Regions from separate parts of the Homo sapiens genome. Here all the other regions are linked to region 1. A link is a contact called in ENCODE Hi-C or POLR2A ChIA-PET data. All regions are on one chromosome and are shown on one strand. The core of a region is the stretch at or near the end of the contact, and the rest is flanking DNA. Distances in the headings are between cores, read along the strand shown.

Evidence for each region. A loop is a pair of places that touch in the nucleus more often than their neighbours do. ChIA-PET counts read pairs that join two places held with the same protein, here RNA polymerase II (POLR2A). Pooled maps may share reads with other maps.
Region 2: a pooled map shows a loop between it and region 1 (2.5-fold over the local background). The contact joins two enhancer-like sites. A Hi-C loop is called at or near these places in 4 of 50 pooled maps. POLR2A ChIA-PET finds 5 or more read pairs at or near these places in 2 of 52 experiments (AG04450 and activated T-cell).
Region 3: a loop to region 1 is called in a pooled map, with 5 times the contacts of the local background. The contact joins two enhancer-like sites. A Hi-C loop is called at or near these places in 3 of 50 pooled maps. POLR2A ChIA-PET finds 5 or more read pairs at or near these places in 11 of 52 experiments (AG04450, B cell, Caco-2 and 8 more).

Annotation. Positions count from the first base shown.
Region 1 is chr1:9,454,205-9,457,779 of GRCh38, reverse strand. No RefSeq gene overlaps it. Among named protein-coding and RNA genes, the nearest start is that of LINC02606, 27 kb to the right of the region's middle. Within about 2 kb of position 1,864, at least 3 of the 41 ENCODE cell types and tissues checked have a DNase peak (open chromatin) inside an H3K27ac peak, as active enhancers do.
Region 2 is chr1:9,200,294-9,203,868 of GRCh38, reverse strand. No RefSeq gene overlaps it. Among named protein-coding and RNA genes, the nearest start is that of MIR34AHG, 20 kb to the right of the region's middle. Within about 2 kb of position 2,053, at least 6 of the 41 ENCODE cell types and tissues checked have a DNase peak (open chromatin) inside an H3K27ac peak, as active enhancers do.
Region 3 is chr1:9,316,442-9,320,016 of GRCh38, reverse strand. The region is part of intron 1 of SPSB1 (splA/ryanodine receptor domain and SOCS box containing 1); the gene reads right to left. Among named protein-coding and RNA genes, the nearest start is that of SPSB1, 25 kb to the right of the region's middle. RefSeq lists enhancers at 1,329-1,873, 1,874-2,418, 1,232-2,431 and a silencer at 3,036-3,209. Within about 2 kb of position 2,041, at least 11 of the 41 ENCODE cell types and tissues checked have a DNase peak (open chromatin) inside an H3K27ac peak, as active enhancers do.

The sequences.
Region 1 (3,575 bases), core at 615-3,114:
GCTGGAGTGCAGCGGTGTGATCATGGCTCACTGCAGCCTCGACCTCCCAGGCTCAAGCAATCCTCCCACCTCAGCTTCTCCGGTAGCTGGGACTACAGCTACCTGCCACCATGTCCGGCTAATTTTTGTAGTTTTTTTTTTTCCAGTAGAGATGGGGTTTCACCATGTTGCCCAGGCTGGTCTTAAACTCCTGAGCTCAGCTGATCCTTCTGCCTTGGCCTACCAAAGTGCTGGCATTACAGGCATGAGCCACTGTGCCCGGTCGGTTGTAGGGTTTCTTTTGGAGGGCTAAAAATGTTCAAAAATGGGTTGTCCTGATGGTCGCACAGCTCTGTAAATATACTAAAGCACTGTGTGTTTAAAAGGGTCAATTGTAGGGCCTGTGAATTACTACTCAATAAAAAATTGTGTGCCACGGAAGTAAAACTAAAAAAAGTGGATAAGGGTGAGAGCGGTAGGCATTTTGGAGATGAGGAACGGAAGCATCGGTGGAGGAAGGAGTTGGGGACACAGCTTCAGTGCAGTCCCCCTCACCATGTCCCCGTTCAGAGGGCAGACCCTCCCCACCAACACTCCCACCAAGACTCTGAGTCTAAGAAAACTCTTATTTTCCTGATCCACCATGAGTACAGGATGCTTTCAAGTTTCATCACTGGTGTTCTTGTACTTCAAGAAAACAAAAAACAAAAAACCTCTCTAAAATGTGGTGCGTTGAAGCCAGGGAGTAAATGCAACCTGTAGATCTTCAGGGGGATTGATGACGTCATGATGGAATCTTCTGAATTTCTTTCTCAGGCTCCCCCCTGGGCCTTCCAAGACCTGACTCATGGACCTTCAAACCCTCTGCAGGGGCTGGGTGGGCCAGCAACCTCCAGGTGTGAGCGCCAGGGCACAGGGAGGTCATTCTTGCCCAATCCCCAATGGAGGCCGTGTCTCATCCCTCCAGGAAACTGCAGAAAGTTCGGAAGGACCCCCCCCCCACGCTGAACCACACATATGGCACAGACAGGAATTCCTTCTTGATTCCCAGTGGCTCCAGGTTCACGCCTAGAGTGCCCCTTATCAATGCTACAGAGCGATAGATGTGATTTATGGGAATCAAATCACCCAGCCTTGGATGAGAAGCTCAGTCTGAGACCTGGAATTATCAGGCAAGTAAGTCCGAGCTTGGAGAGATTTCTTGAAGCATTAGTGCCGTGTCCAGAACTCCCTACAACTTTCTTTAGGCCTTGAGTCGGGTCCTGGGAAGGACAGAACCCTCTTCTTTGGCCTTTCAAAATATTTCCACCAGACCCAGAGGAAAAGTCCTGGTGTTGGGTTGTCCCAAGACCATCTCTTTCACAAGCCTTAGAACTCATTTTTATTTTCCCTGACATTCTGGATAATGATGTTTGACAAGTACTTTTATTCCAGATGAGAGATGCTTGGGCCAACCTGGAGGCTGCCTGATGTCTGCTCAGTCTTAACCTGGAGACAGGTCCTGCTGCTGCAGCGATGGCTGGGTAGGATGGCGTTACGGCCTCTTTTCCCGGGGCAGCACCTGGGGCCAGGAGGCCTAAGCCCCGTTGGCCTTCCAGCTTTGGGTTGCTCTCAGCCCTTTGCCCGCCTGTGCATCTCCAGCTGGGATAAGCACCTCTCTCCTAATTTGGCTGGAATCTAAATGAGGTCTTCCAACATGCAACCACATCAGCTCCATGTTGCCCAAAGGGGCAGACTCCGTGCAAAGCTCTGAGCCTTAGGCTGTGCGCCGTGGGGTCTTTACAGCAGGGGGACACCCAGGCTGGGCTCCTGGGAGGGACTCAGCCCCACTCTCGCCAGAGGGCGCCACACTCCTCCTTTATCACCATCCTGGCCTCGCTTCCGAGTTTCAGAGGCTCAGGAGAGGGGTCGGGCAGCCCTTCCAGGGAGAATTCTCACAGCTGCACCACTCTGCAAACGACTCACAGGCGTTGCAGTTTCCTATCGGGTCGCTGAATGATTTTATGAGGGAAAAACAGCTGACCTGGCCATGGCTCTTCTTCCATAAAATAATCAATTTTTGTATTTAGCAACAGCAGGCCACAAACCGAGTTTCTTCCTTGGCTTCCATTCCAGTTTATGAGTCAAAAATAATTTTCCCCTTTTGCAAGTCCAACATCGATCCCACTTGGAAGCCGCGGTGGTCAAGAGATTCCTCAGAAATGAACCTGACAAAATGGAGCTGGTGACAGTTTTCCTTTCTCTAAAAAACTTCTACCGAAACAGACTCTATTAATCGCGGGTGCAGCTACTATTCCAAGAAACTGCGTGAAGACATTTTTTTCTTTCTCAGTAGCTGTTCATCACCGTGAAGGAGACGATGACGAGGTTCCCAACCCAAGCACTGGGCTACGCGCCTCTTCCACGCTGCACGAGACGAGGTTGGTCCAGGCACGGAATTTCCATGGCCCTAGCTCTCGCTGTGCATGGGGGTCATGAGTGAAAGCTGCTCAGAGCATTTTTTGAGGGAGCCCAGCCCAGGAACCCTGTGGGTTGAGTGGTGAAGCCAGAGATGGGGTTTCACCATGTTGGCCAGGCTGGTCTCAAACTCCTGACCTCAAGTGATCCACCTGCCTCGCCCTCCCAAAGCGCTGGGATTACAGGCATGAGCCACTGTGCCCAGCCCGGAATTCCATTTTAAAAGGCCAGAGGTTTAGGGGTTTTGGTTTGAAACGGCAAATGAATGCATATACTTAACCCTTCCTCTAAACTCCATCAAAATAACAGCAAAGAAATTTTTAAAAACTGTAATCCTACAACAGCAGAGATTAGCAGAGGAAGTTAATCAATTAAAATTTTTTTTTTTTTTTTTTTTTTTTGGAGACGGAGTCTTGCTCTGTTGACCAGGCTGGAGTACAGTGGCGCAATCTCAGCTCACTGCAACCTCCGCCTCCTGGGTTCAAGCAATTCTTGTGCCTCAGCAGAAAGGTAGGGAGCTTGATTCCCTGACCGGGTGACTAAGGGGTAGGGGGTTATGTCACAAAATATACGTGCCTATGAACGTGTGTGCACATGTTTGAGTGTGTGGTGTGAGTGCACATGTGCGCTCATGTGTGTTAAAGTCACACGGATGCAAATCAGGGTTGCCCTTCTCCTAGTGTCTGCCTGGAGGTGTGGGCGTCCACACGCATAGGCAGTCTCCTTTGTTGGCTCTTGCGCCTGCGTCTTTTGTAAATTTCCTGAAGGTGACCGGTCTCACTGCACCTCTCCCTGTAGATGATGCCACCAGGGACAGGGGGCTGGCCCTACTGTGCCCTCCCACCCATGCGCTCCAGGAAGCTATGGACGTCGGGCAGGGCAGCCCGGGAGGCCTCATAATCTAGGTGTTTTGGTTGCAGGAGTTCCCGGGCCACTCCTGGAACAGCCTGGGTCCCTGGACCTCAAAAGCAGCGCTTGCATCCTTGAGGGTCTCTAAGGCTCAGCTTGGCCCCTTTGTCCTCTGGGGATCCATGTTTTGGCCACCACTGCCCCGAATGGCACTGGCCTCTGTGCACACCATGCCCTTTGGCATGGTTTAAGCAAGTTTTTGTCCTTTGACATTTTTACAACAGAGATTT
Region 2 (3,575 bases), core at 804-3,303, 250 kb after region 1:
GGCCCTCGTCTCTGTCCGCCAGCACAGCGCAGGCTGCACAGCCTCACCTGTGTGCCAAAGTCCTCGAGGGAGGGCGGGTGAGGGCAGCCGCAAAACACTGTGCCCACGTTGGTTGTGGTGCACTGCAGCAGTGTGGCTGTGTCCCAAGCAGGATGCGGGCAGCAGAGCCTCCCCTCTCACTCCGTTTAGAAACAAGTCACACACTCCTGGTCTTACTTCAGTAATGAAATGTACATGGAATTGATGCAATTGGTCTTTCTGAACAGTTTATTTAGAAGGGGAGTTTTAGTCTCCCCGCTCAAACACACACACACACACACACACACACACTTCCTCCTTTATTTTCCTTTCTTGGGCTCTGAGTTTGTGATAAACTCAAAACCTGGAAATACCTACATTCCTGACCACCTTCTACCTCTCAGTATATCTATTCTGCCTAACCCCTTGTGGGTTATATTAGAATGCGCTATCTTAACCATATCTGCATTTAAAGTGCTTCTCTCTCCTGGAATTTTCTCAATTAAATCCCTACCTCAATCTTAAAGACTATTAACTTTCACAGAAGCAGGAACGGGAATTTTAAGAATCACAGACGTGTCAGGACAAAATTGACACTTAGTGGCAATCTTGAACATTTCATGTGCCTGACAATTTTTTAAATGGGGTTTTCTTGAAGGAAAACAAAAATAGAGATTTCCCAAACGGTTGAGAATTTGCCAGTGGATGGAGAGGAATTTTCCTCTTCTCTTCACCCCGGGTCTACCTCTGCCCTTCTTGATAAAGCAACGGTGTCAACTTGTCTGGTGCAAAGCAGACTGTCGGCTCATCACCTCTGCTCCTTCCTGGGCATCAGGCTGCAATTCTCAAACTTTTGAACAAGTCCCGCCTTCTCCAGAATTAAGGATTAAAGACTCTGCAGAGTCTCAATCTTCTGTTTTTGTTTTTGTTTTGTTTTGTTTTTTCAAGAAAAGCATCTTCAGGTGAACAAATCTGGGAGGTGGGGCAAAGCTTTGGACCTAGTTGTGTGAGAGCGTGGGGGAGGGAGGAGGCTCCGCGGAGAGGTGTCTCTATAGGAGTGAGCATCTTGCAGTGTCAGGGGTTTAAATTCAACCGGCGGGGGGCGGGTGCATGGTGGGGGAGACCATCCCTGCCTCCTGCAGCATTGACTCCCGGCACCATTTGGGTGCAGGGACCCAGCTGACACTTCTTATTTCGGGTCCTGCCTCTCCCGAAGCAGTCTGAACTTGCCAGCATCCAGGCAGGACGGCAGCAGCTGAGCAGAGGAGAGAGGTAACTTTCAGGGAGGGGTGTGTTGGTTTCTGGATGCTAGATCAGCTCATTGACACGCTCCTTGGATAGCCAGCAGAAAGATCCCCTTTCCTTTGGGTTTTAAAAAGCTTTCTCCCCTAAGAAGCCGGAGTCCTCTGCCTGCACTTTGCAGAAACTCTGGGCGCTAAGAACTCCATCCAGGTCCTTCCCCGTTGGCTTACCGGCACAGCACTGTGGGGAGAGCTGAGTCAGTTGCTCACAGGAGTAAATTTTTAGGAATAATTTTTTAAATTGCTGTTTGAATTCTTTTTTTTTTTAAAGATTGGGTTTCTTTCTCATGTTGGTTTTATGTTTGCACCTTGTATTTTAATTAAGCTACAAAGAGTATAAGTTTGTGGAGAAGATTTTGGTGGAGGTTTTACGATTAAAAAAAAAAACTACTCCATTGCAGTCCCGCTGCAGTCCCAGAAACCTGGTTTAACTGCAGAGGCTCTCACGGTACAGCCTGCTTCTCCTCTTTACCCTTGCCAGAGTCTGAGCGTCTGGTTCCCACCTGTCTGACTTCTCCAAGCCCCCCATCCCCATCTCCTTGCCCACCTACCCTCTGCGAAGGACCCCGGTAAGTTGGCTGATGTCGGTGACAGTGGGGTTTGAAGGAGAATTTGGACACTGCAGCTTTAAGAATGCCGTACTGCGAAATCTTTCTCCTTCAAGTGACTGCAGACCGCAGCAGCGGCAGAGGCAGCAGCGGCAGAGGCAGCAGCAGAAGGAGTCAGCTGGAGGAGGAGGAGGAGGAGGAGGAGGAGGAGGAGGAGGAAGGAGAGGAGGAGGGAAGGAGGGAAGGAGGGAGGGAAGGGGATGCAGCCCATTCTCAGGTCAGCTTGTTGGGTACCTCGGACCAGGGAGTGCTCAGCCCTGGGCAAATCCAAAGCACAATCAGGACGCTGACTTTGGGCTAGTTTCCCTCTCCCACATGCTGGGGGCGGAGACCCCGTGGACTTACTGATGAGTTGAGGCTTATTCCTTGCCTCAGTCGCGTGCCATCCTGCCGCGTGTGTTTGCGTCTGGTTAGCTGGCTCTCTCAGCCATGTGGAATTGGGCCGGAGAATGCGGGTCTGGTCTCTGTTGTGATCTTTCTCCAGCTTGGCTTGAAACCTGGGAACACTGACGCAGCCTTCATGGTCTTGTTCACTGGGGATGGAGGTTTTCTTCTTCCGGATTTACTGAGATGAGCTCTGGAGGGAAACTCGAATAGAATGATTAGTGGCCGCCGGGGCAGAGGCTGTAGCATTTAAGAAGGGGATGGACTGCTTCTGTGTTGGTAGCAGGTGTTGAATGATGGGAGCATTGGGTGCCAGGCAGAAGAGGAGGGGTCTCCATAAGGGGCTCGTCTAGATGGGACTGCACAAAAGCAGCAGGAAGCACACTTGGGACAGTGGCTCTTTCTGGGGAAGTACATAAGCAGCCTGAGACATGTGAGCTATGGTCTCTGGGACCCAGACTCCTATGCACCCAGCCAAAGGGCCTCCCCAAAGTCATTTGCTGCCTCAGTAGGTGCCGGCTGGAGGAGCTCCCAGGCTGGCACTGCTGAAGTGGCATTCCCTGACACGCAGAGCTCAGATCAGGTCTGCATGGGGGGCGACATTATACAGTGCCAACAGTGGCATCTGCCCAGGTGGTCCTGGGCACTGGAGGGCTGAGCTCCTTGTGATCCCTCCCAAAGCAAAAGGGTATCTTTTTACAAAGAAATTTTAGATCTCACCATAAATCACTCAAAGGATGTGCAGCAAACCTCTCAGATATAAGTTATCCAGGCAAGCCCCTGAAACAGCAGCTGGGCTTTTGGGAACGGCTGAGGCTGGTGGAGCCACATGACCCCTGTGGGTCCCTGCATTGTGTTCTGGTTCTCGCTATAGACAGGAGCCTGAATTGAAAGCTCGTGCTTAGAGAACCTGCCTGTACCGTGGCAGGAAGCTGCTGGCGTTGAAGCTCCCTGGGGCATGCAATGTGCTCATACCAAACACCTCAGTCATTTGGGGAAATTTGGGCTCATAGACAAATGTTTAATGAAGTCTTAGACCAAATCATCGCCTGGACTAGAAAAGCACTCTGCAGGCTGAACACAATTCCCTCCCCCAGAATTAGGAGCGACTTTCTACTGGCTGCTTTCGAAGTGCCCGTTCCCTCCTTGCAGCCCTGTCTCTTGCTCCATTTTAAAATACATTCCCTGTATATTGAAAACCATCTCTCCTTCTGTCCATCAATCTGCAGCAACTTAAATTTTCCAGACTAACGTGCTTGGCCAC
Region 3 (3,575 bases), core at 792-3,291, 140 kb after region 1:
ACTCCCCTCCACCCCTGAGAAGTCGAGGGTCCTGCCTCTGACCCCAGGGACCAGGCCTGCAGGTGGCCAGCTCAGGGGCCGGCTATGGTCCTCCCAGGAGGTCTGGGGCTAGATAGGCGGGGAGGCTGCTTCCCACCTGCAGCCAGGTGGCGACTGGCTGGGCCAGCAGCTCCAGTGGCCACAGAAACAGCGGGTGTGGATGTGAGGGCTCACTCAAAGGCTCATGGAACCAGTCACCCCGCCACCCCAGGCCGACTTCCCTGTAGTACCCTCCCTTCACTACAGCGGACCTTTGGGGGCTGCTCTGCACTGCAGATCTGGCCGGGCCAGACGAGCAGGCTTGGCCTCCCGCAGCATCCTCTGCACCAGCCGGAACGGAATACCAGCCCGGTACGGAACATCAGCCACCGTGAGACACAGCATGCGCAGGCCAGAGGGCCTGACCCAAGCGCTCCCCACCTCCTCCACTCGACTTCAGCGGGGAGCACAGTGGCCCAGGAGTCCCACAAGGAAGGCATGGGGACAGCAGGGCCTCGGAGCCTCTCATCCCACCCCTGTACTTTGAGATCCTAGAGGGAGGAGAAGGAGGAAGAGGAGGGAGGAAGGAGGAGGGAGGAGGGAGGAGAAGCAAAGCACCTGACCTGTGGGGGCTGGGTGTGTTCCCCGCCTTGGTGAGCAACATGCCACGGCCAGGGCAGCGCACACATGTCCACATGCTGACCCGCAGCCCACAGTGCTGCCTGCCTTGGTGCCCTCCCTGTGCCACCCCCCTGGTCCCCCCACTTCCCAGGTCCTACCTCCTCTTTTGTTGTTGTTACTGTTGTTTTGTTTTTTTTGAGATGGAGTCTCACTCTGTTGCCCAGGCTAGAGTGCAGTGGTGTGATCTTGGCTCACTGCAACCTCTGCCTCCTCCCAGGTTCAAGCAATTCTCCCACCTCAGCCTCTGGAGCAGCTGGGATTACAGGGGTGCGCCACCATGCCCGGCTAATTTTTTTGTATTTTTAGTAGAGACAGGTTTCGCCATGTTGCCCAGGCATGACCTCAGGTGATGTGCCCGCCTCAGCCTCCCAAAGTACTGGGATTACAGGTGTGAGCCACTGCGCCCGGCCCTACCACGTCTTTAGGACTCACTGCAGGACACCGCAGGCTGGACTCCTCTTTTGTCACCCTGTGTTACAATCACCAGCTCATGTGACTGTCCCCCACTATATGCAGTGAGTCCTTGGAGACAGGGACCCTGTCCTGCTGTACATCCAGAGCCTGACAGAGGCCCTGATCTGAGTGAGCTGCCCGAATTGCTGAATGGACAGAAGAACAACCCTCTGAATGGTGGAAACAGCTGCCTCCGAGGCACCAGCCACACGGTCTGGCTTTGGTCAATCCTGCACGATTCCGCAAGGTAAGTCTCACACCCATTCTTACAGATGTGGAAACCAAGGCTCAAAGAGGCTGAGTAACTTGTCCAGGATCCAGGTTGGAAGCCAGATTCCAAACTCAGGGTCTTCCTTGGATGCTGGAAACCTGGGAGTGGAGGAAGGAGGGTGGTCTTGAGGACAAAGAGGAACATGGCAGGGGGGCTTCGTGGGCGATAGGAGAGGACGCTGTCCCCATTCCCTGTCTGTCCGCAAGGCAGCCTGGAAATGCTGTGCCTCAGGCAGGGTCCTACACTGTCAGCCAAGAAAGCAAGGAGGCAGAGGCCGGAGAGAACAACCAGCAAGGGAGGCGTGGGTGGGCAGAGACCCAAGCGGGCGGAGGACCCGTCACTGTTCTGCTGCCGGCTGCATTCGTGGTGGAGGATCTGGGGGCATCATGGGCCTCCGGGTGCCCACACCCACCTTCCCCCACTGCCTGCTGTCAGCCCAGACCCCAGGGCCCCACCCTCACTGGGCCACAGGGAACGTCATCTCTCCCTAAGCTGCAGCTTCCCAGAACAATCGCTGCGTTTCCCCAACCTGCCCGGAAAGGGGAATGAGTGCAGCTGCTTCCTCTCCCCACCTGGCACGTCACCAAACCTGCGACTGTCCACCCAGCTTCCTCTGGTTCCACAGATGCTCGGGCCGAGCCTGGCACACAGGGGCCCTTAACAAACTCGCGGAGCGAATGGTGTGCCAAGGAAGCAAGAAACTCCCACCAAAGCGACCCGCCAATCTGCAGGGTCTCAAAAAAAAAAAAAAAAAAATTGGTTCCCTCGCCACCGGAAATCACCTACATAAGGCTCTGAAACTGTCTTTTCTGGCCAGGCACGGTGACTCACGCCTGTAATCCCAACACTCTGGGAGGCCAAGGAGGGTGGACTGCTTCAGCTCAGGAGTTTGAGACCAGCCTGGCAATAGGGTGAAACCCCAACTCTACAAAAAATACAAAATACAAAAATATATATATATCTGGGCGTGGTAGTGCATACCTGAGGTCCCAGCTACTCAAGAGGCTGAGGTGTGAGGATCCCCGAGCCTGGGAGGCAGAAGCCGCAGTGAGCTTTGTCCCCAGCCTGGGTGACAAAGCAAGACTCTGTCTCAAAAACAAACGACAAAAAACCTGTCTGTTCTCACCTGGTGGTCTGAAAATCTCTACCACACGCCCCCACACCCCTTCTCCCAGATACCTAAACCAAATCCTGGAGTCAGATTGATTTCGGTGATGACTTTTATCAAGCACTTACTATATACCGGGTATCATCAAAGCTCCCAGTGGTTTTGCACACACATGCCACCTTCCGCCAGTGACATTTATTCCCTTCTTCCCTTCCTCCTCCCTCTCCAGTGCTTACACATCCCAAGGCCCAGTTTCAGCATCACCTCCTCCAGGAAGCCTTCCCAGATTCACCTGCTGAGAGTAAACCCTGATCCCCAAGGCCAGAACCTTGCTGGCCTCTAAGCACCTTTCTCACCCTCTGCCTAGTATAATATATTATTTGTGAGTTCTCTCTTTCCTTCGCGAGAGCACCGGAAGCAAACCCTCACAGGCCAGGTTAAGGATTCTAAATTCCACCGTGTGTTTCCACTTGGAAGCAGGAAGGTGCATCCAAGGTGAGGCCTGGCCCTGCTACGGGGCCTGGGATCTCTGCGATCAGAAGGAGAGCACCAGGCAGCTCCCTCTACCCGGGGGCACTCTTATACCCGCATTTCACAGATGGAAACTGAGGCTCAGAGAGGTCACAAGGTCCGGCCAGGTCATAGGAGCAGGGAGAACCGAGGTGGAAAGCCAGCCACCTCCCAAGCTGGGCTCGAAGCTGCTGCGGCCCCCAGACCCAGACCCAATGCCGCTTCCGGGGCGGTCTCCCCTGGAGAAGCAGCCGTGGTCCTGACGAAGGCCCGTGCCGCGCCACAGGAATCCGGGAGTCACGGCTGACCACCTGCGCCTGTGCCCCAAGATGGCGGGAACGGGTGGGCTCTAAGGTAGCAAAACGCTCCCAGCCTTTCGTAAATGGCAGCCCCTGAACCCGCTTCGATCAGCCCCCCCCTCCTCGCCATCCAGCACCTCAAGGCGTGATGCCTGGCCCAGCAGCAGCCCCCTAGGACCCTGCCCTACGTGCCCATCAAAGTCTGCTCTGCTTGCTGAGTACCAGTATCACCTGG